2 separate regions of the Mus musculus genome follow, and region 1 is linked to region 2. The links are chromatin loops, found by intact Hi-C in ENCODE. Cell type or tissue: heart. All regions are shown on one strand. Region 1 overlaps Myadm (myeloid-associated differentiation marker). Region 2 overlaps Ppp1r12c (protein phosphatase 1, regulatory subunit 12C).

Region 1 (5,000 bases), 1.2 Mb before region 2:
CCCATCTCTCCTTGCAGCCTCTTCAACCAGTTGATTACCCAGGTGATTGGTACCATCCTGTTTTCTCATCTCCCTCCCATTTCCTCTTCCCTGTTAGATATGTATAGTCTTCCTTATTCCCCGTTTGCCTTTTCTATCTCTTTCTTACCTTTCCTCTTCTGGTATGCCTGTTTTACCCTTGAGCTGTGGCTCCACAGTTTGCCTCGTTCATTTTTTTTCTATCTCTATAGTCTTTCCTGTGGGTTTTATCACCTGCTTATTTTCTTGGGAGCCCTAAGAAATCTTGCTTTCTTTCCCTCACCCCTCAAAGGTGCTGGCCCCACACATCCCACACTCCTTTACAGTTACCCACACTCTTTTGCAGTTCTTTACTCCAAGGGTCTCTTTAGGGGCCTCATTGCCAAAGCATGCCTGCCTGCCTGCCTGCCTTAGCTGTGCCTTAGTCTGTGTGTGTGTGTGTGTGTGTGTGTGTGTGTGTGTGTGTGTGTGTGTGTGTTAAGGGGATTGGGAAGCAGGCCATATAATGTACCTCTCCTTTAAATTCAAAACAAAGCAAACAAAATCCTGGAGGTCAGCAATTCCCGGTGGCCAGAAGTCAGCATTATGCAGTCTCTGCCTCTACTTGTCACTCAACGTTGCACCAAATTGGCTCTAGATTTTTTTTACCAGGCTTACTGAAAGCCCACCACCTAGAGGATAGATACCCTAGATGAAGCAATGGATGGGCACCTTTTCCTAAACGATTCTCTGTGCTATTTAAACAAACCCAACAAAAATATCCACATGGTATCTCTCTCTGTGTCTCTGTCCCTCCCCCCACCCCCAGGGTTTCTCTGTGTAGCCTTGGCTGTCCTGAATTTGCTCTGTAGACGAGGCTGCCCTCTAACTCAAGATATCTGCCTGCTTATGCCTCCCTGGTGCTGGGCTTAAGGGTGTGTGCCATCACTGCCAGGCCACCCATATGGTCTTAAGACAACTCTGAAGTATTTCTGAGCGTCAGTAATGGCTGCTCGCTTATCTCAGTGTTAAAAATAACAAGGTCTGCTTTAGCAGGAATGAGAAGAGAAGGAGCCTTTGCCGGCCTTAAAGGCATTAAGATCATTAAGCTCATCTTTTCCTTTTCTGAACACAAACAAAGCAATCAACTAAAAAGCCCTTTTTTTTTTTTTAATAGCTTTAGAGATTTTCTTAATGTGGCCCATTCTGGTCTCAAACATAATTGTGTAGGTGAGGCTTCCATTGAACCCTTGTCTTTCTGGCTCCACCTTCTGGGTGCTGAGAGTACAGATATACCACCATACCCTCGTTGTGTAGCCCCGTTAAAGAGAGAAGGTCCTTAGACATCTTTTCTTGGGCTACAGGGTAGGTTTGGGAGTAACAGGATTGGAATGGCTTGTGTGTGCTGTACATGAACCCGGGTCCTCTCATGTGCTGCTTGCTTCTTGCTGCTGCTTTCTGCTTCTTTGACATTACTAGGTATATATGGATAAATAAATGTATAAATATATATATATATATTTTAATTTTCTGGAGCTTTGGGTTCCTGTAGCTCCTGCTGTCAGTCACCCTTTCCCACCCCTCACATCCATAATGTTCTTTTTTTAAAAAACAAAAACAAAAAAAACCCTCAATATAATGATAACAGGAAGACTCATGCTTTCTTTCTCTCCGGGTGGGTGGGGAGGAATGAAGGACTCCAAGAGAGAGGTGAGACTCAGATTCTTCAGTTTGATGACAGAAGGGGCGTAGGACTAAGACAACCTTGGCCTCATCAGAAAACAGTGGCAGAGCCTGGGTCTCCCCCCCCCCAAAGTTATGTATTTATTTTAATTTTATGTACATTGTTGATTTGCCAGCATGCATGTCTGTGAGGGTATTGGGTCCCCTGGAACGGGAGTTACAGACAGTTGTGAGCTGCCATGTGGGTACAGGGAATTGAACCCAGGTCCTGTAGAGGAGAACCACTGAACTATCTCTCCAGCCTCCCCGAATCCCCACCCCTTTAAGCTGGTCTCATGTAGACAAGGCTGGCCTCAAACTCAATATGTAGCCAAGTCCTACCTCCTCCAGTGCTGGGATTACAAGTAAAAGCCACCACACCCCGTTTATGCAGTTTTGGGGACTGAGCCCAGAGACTGGCCCATGCTGGGCAAGCACTTTACCATCCGAGCTATATACCATAGCCGGATAGTCTTCTTAATTCTTCAAAATGGGGGTGTGGGAGCCTTGGGCGCTCAGGGGTTGTTGAAAGCACTTGCTTTGGCACCGTGAGAACCAGGGTTCAGGTCCCAGACCCAAGAAACAAGCTGAACATCCCCTCAAATGCATGCAACACCCCCCATGGTAAAGGTGGGGGCACAGAGAGTCACTGGGCTTGCTGGCTTCCTGCCTTAGACAAATACGCAGTGAAGGAAATGACAGATGGTGCCATTTTCTGGCCTCCACGACTACACTCACAGGAACATACATTTTATAATCTTAAAAAGAAACTAGGAACGTTGACTAGGAAAGACAAGAATGCAATTTCTCCCACAGAAAGTCCCTTGAGAAACACAAGGCACTATGGTTTGGCAAGTAGCTTAGAGGGAAAGTACTTGCTTAGCATGTACAAAGGCCCTGGCAGGCCTGTCCCTAGCAATACACACAGATTCAGGAAGAAAATACCACTTGGGCAATTCAGAAATACAATGTCCCAGTGCTGAGAGGTGATTTTGCAATTAAAAAAAAAAAAAATGCTTGCGTCCAGTTCATAGCGCCCCCTTCAGGAGCTGAGCTCACAGCTACAATCAGGAGAGATAGCTCAGATTAAAACCACTGACACCAGGCTGGGTGTGGTGGCACATGCCTTTAATTCCAGCACTTGGGAGGCAGAGGCAGCCGAATTTCTGACTTTAAGGCTAGCCTGGTAGTGAGTTCCAGGACAGCCAGGGCTACACAGAGAAACCCTGCCTCGAAAAAAACAAACAAACAAAAAACCCTGATATCCTTTGGCCTCCATGATCACACACATAAAGAAATTTCAGGATCATACAATCTCTTTTTGCACCTGTGCCCACACAAAGGTAACTTGGAAAACATTTGGAATAAGTTTGGAAGTGAATGAAAAGTAAATAAAAGGAAAGGACTGCTCTTAGGTATAGTGGAGGAGGAGAAGGTTTATTGTTGATAAAAGGGAGGCATAGCCAGAGGCAGGGACATCTAGGAGAGTCCAAAGTGACTCTGAGGTGGGCCATGTAAGGAGAGCGGGGAAGCTAGGAGACCAAGAGGCCAGGACAAAAAGGGCCTGGTAACCAAAATGGCTGGGATATAGAGGGGAGAGCAACTGGTGGAAGGGCAGGCAGCCCAGCTCCTGAACTGAAGGAGTTTAAGGTAGGGGGTTGAGATATACCAGCCGTATTCTGTAACTGGTCGTGACTGAGGGATGCTGGGAGAGCTCTGCTTTGATATGTTAAATAGGCACCTCAGTTAACCATTTGCCCCAGGTTTGAGACCTAACAGGAAGTACATGGGAGAAGAGCCAGTGAGGACACACACTTTGGGGTGAGAAGTCTTTATTTCTTCAGTGCTTACCAAGACGTATCTACACCAATTCCTCTTCTCAAGAGGCCATCGCATCCACTCCTTCCCGTCCTGGTTCAAGAATACCTTCTGGAAGACACCAGAAAGAATAGCTAGAGGGTTGTGTGGATCAGTTGGTAGAGTGCTTGCCGAGCAAACACAAGGTCCCAGGGGCAATCTCCAGTATCTGAACACTTCCCTACCCCACGGGTGATGATAGATGCCTATAAACCCAGTTCTTGGGAGGTAAAGGCAGGAAGCTCAGATGTTGGTTATCTTTGATTACCTAGCAAGTTTGAAGCCAGACAGGAAATACACAAAGATTTACTTACTTACTTACTTATTTATTTATTTATTTATTTATTTATTTATCAGACAGATACCGTGTAGCTCTGGCTGGTCTGGAACTTGCTATGTAGATCAGGCTGGCATCAAACTCACAGAGGTCCTCCTGCTTCTGCCTGGGATTAAAAGTGTTCAAGCCCTTATTTAAACAACAACAACAACAACAAAATAGAACTGTAGCGTCCAGTGATCTGCTGCTTTAACTCGGGAAAGCAACAGAGGAAGAAGCTGTACCCCCAGTGCCCTTCACCCGTTGCCCCAGAAAACCACAGACATCAATAAATAGGCTTGCAGGTTGGTCAGAGAACTCTGTGTTCAGAAGGGTGCTTGAGGACTGACTCTAATTCCTTCACCTCCCCTGCACCTTCTGGAATTCCGACTCCACTGCGACCTCAGCAAAACCGCAAAAACGACGTGTTGCTGAACCGACACCCGCGCCACCGCAGCCGCCGGCATTGCACGCCGGGAGTAGTTTTCCTTTGCGTCCCAAGAATAGCGTACACGAGGGCCCCAACTATAAGTCCCAGAGTGCACTGAGCTCGACAGCCTCTGGCGGGCCAGGATTCCCTAGAACGGCTTCCTGCCAGAATGGATCCGTAGGAAGACTGGAACCTCAAGAAAGGCGCATCGTGGGGCGTGACCTGGGGAAGAACTCAGGGGAGGAGAGACCTGGGCGTGTGCATAGGAAATCCCAGGGTGACACTGAGTTGGGAGAACCACTCAGGTGGAGAGTCACAGGGAAACACGAGAGACACCCAAGACAGAGCATAGGGAGATCCAGAGTCAAGAAATACACTCTGCTATAGTCATAGGGAGATACGGAGGGGACAGGCCCTCAGAGATGGAGAGTTACAGGGAGACGTGGATAAAGGAGAGACCTCCAGGGCTGGAAAGCCATAGACAGAGTGGGGAGAATCCCAGAGACGGAGTCTCGGGGAGGCAAAGGAGGGAGAGACGACAAAGAGGAGAGTCGAGATTCCCCCGAAGACAGTCCCAAGGAGACACCGAAAAGGGTCAATATCCCCCCAGAGACAGTCACAGGGAAAGAAGGAGAGACCACTAGAGCCAGAGTCACATGGAACAGGGGGGGGACCGCA
Region 2 (5,000 bases):
GGTGGTGTGCTGCAGTTTCTTGTCAGTTCTGCAGCCTTGGACAGATTGGATTCAAGTGCTGAGGCAACAGCAGAGACACAAAACAATCACTCTGGCCTAGCTCACCTCATCACCTCGATGTAGCCCTTGGCAGCAGCCACATGCAGGGCAGAGGCCCCAGTCCGGGGGTGCCTGGCCTCTGGCATAGCACCCCCATTCAGCCAGCACCTTGTGTCATGAAGCAGCAATTCTTCTTCAGCCCGCTTGGCTGCCTCGACATCCACACCTGGAGGAATGAGGCGATGACTGGTGAACTCATACAAGGTGGTCCTGGAAACCCCCATGACAGTTTCATGGTCGCAGCTTGGCCCTGTGACTCAACGAGTCCTCTCATCCAGTTCTCTGCTTGGACCAGAAGGCCTGAACTAATGCAGGACTTCCCAATTGTGCTCTCTGCAGACCTGGGAACCACCAAGGGTCTTAAAGAATGGAAACCACAGGTCTTGACCCATACCTGTTTTTTGATTTTAAATATGAAACCTCAAGTTTCCCAGGCAAACCCAGCACCTGACACATCTAAGTCTTCCCATCCCTCCCATCCCTCCCATCGCAATCCACAGTCCAGTGCCTTCACATAAGGGAGCTTCCTGACAATTCTGCCATCGCTTTAGACACTGCAAGTCCAACTGTGCACCAGCCAGGCGAGGTGTCGCACGCCTTTAATCCCAGCACTCAGGAGGCAGAGGCAGGCGGATTTCTGAGTTCAAGGCTAGCGTGATCTACAGAGTGATTTCCAGGATAGCTAGAGGTACACAGAGAAACCCTGTCTCAAAAAAATAGAAAGAGAGAGACAGAGAGAGAGAGACAGAGAGAGGAAAGAAAAGAGAGAAGACAACTGCACGAGTGCCACCAGCTCATGGGAACTTGGGCCGTTAGAGTCATGCACCTAACATCTTATTAGCTGAGCCATCGCCCCAGTTCCCCTCACTGTTTTAAATGCACCCAATTTAAAACTTGGCTATTGTTGTTTTTGTTCTGTGTGTGTATGACAGTTTTCTACTTCCCAGGGGAGCCTCAGACTCACTACCCAGCAGAGGATAAGCATCTTATCTACCGGCCTGCACCTCCCGGGCCAGGGATCACAGGCTTGCACTTCCACACTAGCTTACATGGTGCTGAGGATCAAGCTAAGGGCCATGCGTAGCTGGTAAGCATTTTACCAACTAAGCCACATGCCCAGCCTATGACTTAGAAACCTCAAACTACATTTGTGGTTCACTCAGGATCTCCAGTGGGTATCACTGGCAAAGACCTTAAGGCAGAACCTGGCTAAACACCAAGGGGCTAAAGAGATGATTCAGCTGCTAAAGGCTAGGCTCAAACCGAGACAAAAACCTACACAAGGGGGTAAACTGCAGAGACTCACTAGTTCAAGGCCAACTAGAACTAACAAAGCAAGATCCTGCCTCAAAACACCAGGGATCAGAGTTTAGTCCAGTGGCAGGATGCCTGCCTGGAAACATAAGGCTCCAAGTTCAGCCCAGAAATACAGTGGGCTGAACTTTCCAGCTTCACTCCACTCCCTTACAACCAAGGTTGAGCAGCTGCTTCCTCAACAGATACACTGTATACTTCTGCCACCACAAAGTTATAAAAAAACAATCCCCAAGGTTTGTTAGGGATCTTCTTTTTCATCCTAAACCAAGACCAACTCCACTCAGACACCAGCTGTAGCTAGGCGCTAGCTACCTGGTAGCAGTTGGATCCTGGCTCCTTGTGTCTCCTGGCCAACTAGGACTTCCCTTGTAGTGGCAGAGTTGAAGAATGTATGGCTAACGTCCATCTGCAGTGCAGTCACAGAGAATAGAGCAGGGAAAGCCAGGACCGCCCTCTTCCTCCAGACTCCTGCTTCCTTAAAGGGAGTCACCGAACAGTTCTATCAGACTGTGGCAGGGAAGGGGAAGGGCGGCGTACATTTGCTTTTCTTCAACCACTACCCAGTATTCCTGTGCACACTTAAGGGTGTCCTGTGCTTTCCACACAGCTAGAGCTGCTTATGTGTGTTATTCACAGTTTTTCTTGTATAGGCTGTTTTGGGCTGGCTTGTTAATTAGGATTTCTATATGTAACACAATATGTGTGCTGTTTGTGGGTATGTCTATATACATGTGTGCCTGGCGCCACCGAAGGTTAGAAGAGGGTGTCAAGTCCCTCTAGAACTGGAGTTAGAGGTGCCCATGTGGGTGCTAGGAACTGAACTGGAAGACCAGCAAGAACTCAACCATTAAGCCACCAGCCCCTCTACCTTGTCGTGAGTGGATCCCTCACTGATTCAGCTAGCCCGACAGACAGGCTTACAAACCACAGGGATCCTTCTGTGCCTGCCTCCCAACAACTTGCTAGGATTTCAGGTACTGGCTGGGCTTGTCTACATGGTTGCTGAGAATTCGAACTCAGGACCTTAGTGTGTGCAGCTAACCCCTCTACTACTGACTTACTTACATTCCTAGTCATGAAATGAAGGGTGTGCGCACATGTGTGTGTGTGTGTGTGTGTGTGTGTGTGTGTGTGTGCACGCGCACTGAATTTGCTGTAAGAAAAAATGTTATTACATATATTTTATTGTGTGAATGTATATGTGCACTCAAGCACATGCGTAAAGTCAGGCGACAGCTTGCAGGAGTCACTTCTACTTGGTAAAAGTACCAACCAAGTAGATCCTAGGGACTGAAGTCAGCAGTCAGGCTAATGTCAAGTGCCGTCACCCACTGAACCATCTCACCGGCCTGAAAATAAAGCTTTAATGGCATCCAGCCACATCTGGTTTTTCTCATCTTGTCCTTGGCTCATTTCCCTCTATAGCAGATGGTAAAGTCATTATAATAGGGACTGTATGCCCTGTAAGGCCTGAAATATGTACTGTCCACCCCTTCACTGGTAAGTCAGCTGACCCCTGCTGGGATCACTTGCTTATAAATCAGGCACCACCCGCTGTCCAGTGGCAGCACCAACCTTTCCCTTACCAACAATAAACACTGTGCAATATTCCTGTGCACTTACACCACCTACAAGTACAAACGCCAGGTCAGAAACTCAGGTCCGCAGCATCAAGCATGTTCAAGTCCCGCATGAGCACTCCCTCCAGGCACAGCCTTCCTGTTACTCAAGCTGGCACCTACAACTCCCACAGACCATTGTGTGTGCCTGTCTGTGGGATTCAGTCCTGTCCTCCCTAGCTGTCAAAGGAGATGGCTTCACCTTTCCCAAAAAGCACTTCAGTCCCCTTCCTATCCTGTCCCCCAGAGGAGTTTTGCGGAGGCCTGACCCTGCAGCCTGAGCCACAACAGAACTGCTAGGACCTGGCAGTACCCACTCTTCCTCCTTCGGTAACCACATCCTGACGTCCCTCCCCCTATGGCTTCTGAGTGACTCTGCTCAAAGCCTGGTCACAGGGTGACAAGTCCTCCTGCATAGTGACAGGCGGGCTCTGCGTCTGACATGAATGCATGTGCCAGAGCATCACAGAGAAGCGGCTCACTGAGGTGGGGCTACTGTGTTCCAGTTGCGCAGCAGACTACACTGCTAGAAGCCTTGCTAAGCACCTCAATGAGAGAACATACCTGACGTGACGCCCGCCAAAGCAGCTGCTGCCATTTGAGATCCATCTCCAAAGACTGACACACTGGGCTTGGAAAGGTGGCTCAGTTTGTAAAACATGCACCACACGAGCATGAGAGCCTGAGCTCAATCCCAGCACCAATGTAAAACACCAGGCACGGTGGGCCACTTGCAATCCCAGCACGGGGAGGCAGATGGACAACGTAAAATGCCAGGCACAGTGGGCCACTTGCAATCCCAGCACGGGAAGGCAGACGGGAGCCAAACAAGCTCTAAGCTACTGAGCAACCCTGTCTCAAAACTCAAAGAGTACGGCTGAGGGTCACTTTGACCTCTGGCCTCCAAACATAGGTGCACACATACATGTACTTACAGGCATAGGAAGAACTAAATTTCTACACACATTAAACAGTCACTCTAACGGTAACTCTATCCTACCACATTTTTATTACATTCATTTATTTGGGTATATGTGTGGGAATCACAGGTCAGTTCTCTGCTTCCACCATGTGGGTCCCCGGGATCAAACTCAGTTGTCAAGCTTGACAGCAAGCACTTCTACCCACTGAGACATCTAGCCAACTCCCCCAACCCCTTGTTTGTTTAGCTTATTGAGTCAGGGTCTCTCTGTGTAGCACTTGCTGTCCTGGAACTCACCATGCAGATAAGGCTGGCCTCAAACTCAAAGATCCGCCTGCCTCTGCCTCCTGAGAGCTGGGACTACAGAGATGTGACAGGATTAAAGGCACCACAGCCAGTTCTACTCCTAGTGTTATCAGCACCTGGACACCACACTTGATGCTCTGCCTCCATGAATTTGGGAGCTCTACTAGTGTAATTATTCTCAGTATCTCATGTAAATGAGAACTGCACACTTGTCTCTGTGTGGCTAGCTTACTTCAGTTGAGCCTGTAAGGTTCATCCAAGCTATTAGATGAGTCAGTCTCCTCCTTCCCTATCTGTATAGACCACATTTTGCTTATCCATCCCTTGATTGAGTTCCTACTCTCCCTGATTCTGAGGAAGGAATCCACAAACTAGGCCAAGTGCCACAGGCTGGACTAAGCCACACCCAAGCCCTAAAATACTGTAAATATGCCTGCACGGGACTTTCTCACTGCAAACACCACAAAATGTAAAAAAGAGAACCAGGCATGGTGGCTCACTGCTACAACCCCAGCACTCAAAAGGCTGAGGCAGGAGAATCTCAAGACCACACTAGTCTACACATTAAATTCCACAACAGTCTAGGTCAGTTAACTAAAGTAACTAATAAGATAATAAGCATTACGGGTCTGGATGTTGGGATGCGTATTTTGCTGGGCTGTGGTGCTGGGGACTGGACTGCCCACACTCAGTAAGCGCTCTACTACTCAGGAGCTTCCACTTCCCCTCTGCTTGTT

Evidence for each region. Hi-C counts contacts between places; a loop is a spot of excess contacts. Peaks named below come from ENCODE experiments on the same cell type or tissue, not always from the same donor. Only the 100,000 strongest peaks of a DNase experiment are listed, where the experiment ranks them.
Region 1: a loop joins it to region 2, with 4 times the contacts of the local background. A loop is called at or near these places in 3 of 42 quality-filtered maps.

The regions. Positions count from the first base shown.
Region 1 is chr7:3,297,708-3,302,707 of GRCm38, forward strand. Myadm (myeloid-associated differentiation marker) reads left to right here. Exons shown (of 3, transcript NM_016969.2): 3 at 1-1,642. Among named protein-coding and RNA genes, the nearest start is that of Prkcg, 3.3 kb to the right of the region's middle. In heart, a CTCF peak has its summit at 2,765 (motif pointing left); DNase peaks (open chromatin) are centred at 4,474 and 4,944; H3K4me3 peaks cover 2,386 bases; H3K27ac peaks cover 1,704 bases.
Region 2 is chr7:4,489,628-4,494,627 of GRCm38, forward strand. It overlaps Ppp1r12c (protein phosphatase 1, regulatory subunit 12C), which reads right to left. Exons shown (of 22, transcript NM_029834.3): 4 at 106-265. Among named protein-coding and RNA genes, the nearest start is that of Ppp1r12c, 9.6 kb to the right of the region's middle. In heart, a CTCF peak has its summit at 3,000; DNase peaks (open chromatin) are centred at 1,824, 3,014 and 3,384; H3K27ac peaks cover 838 bases.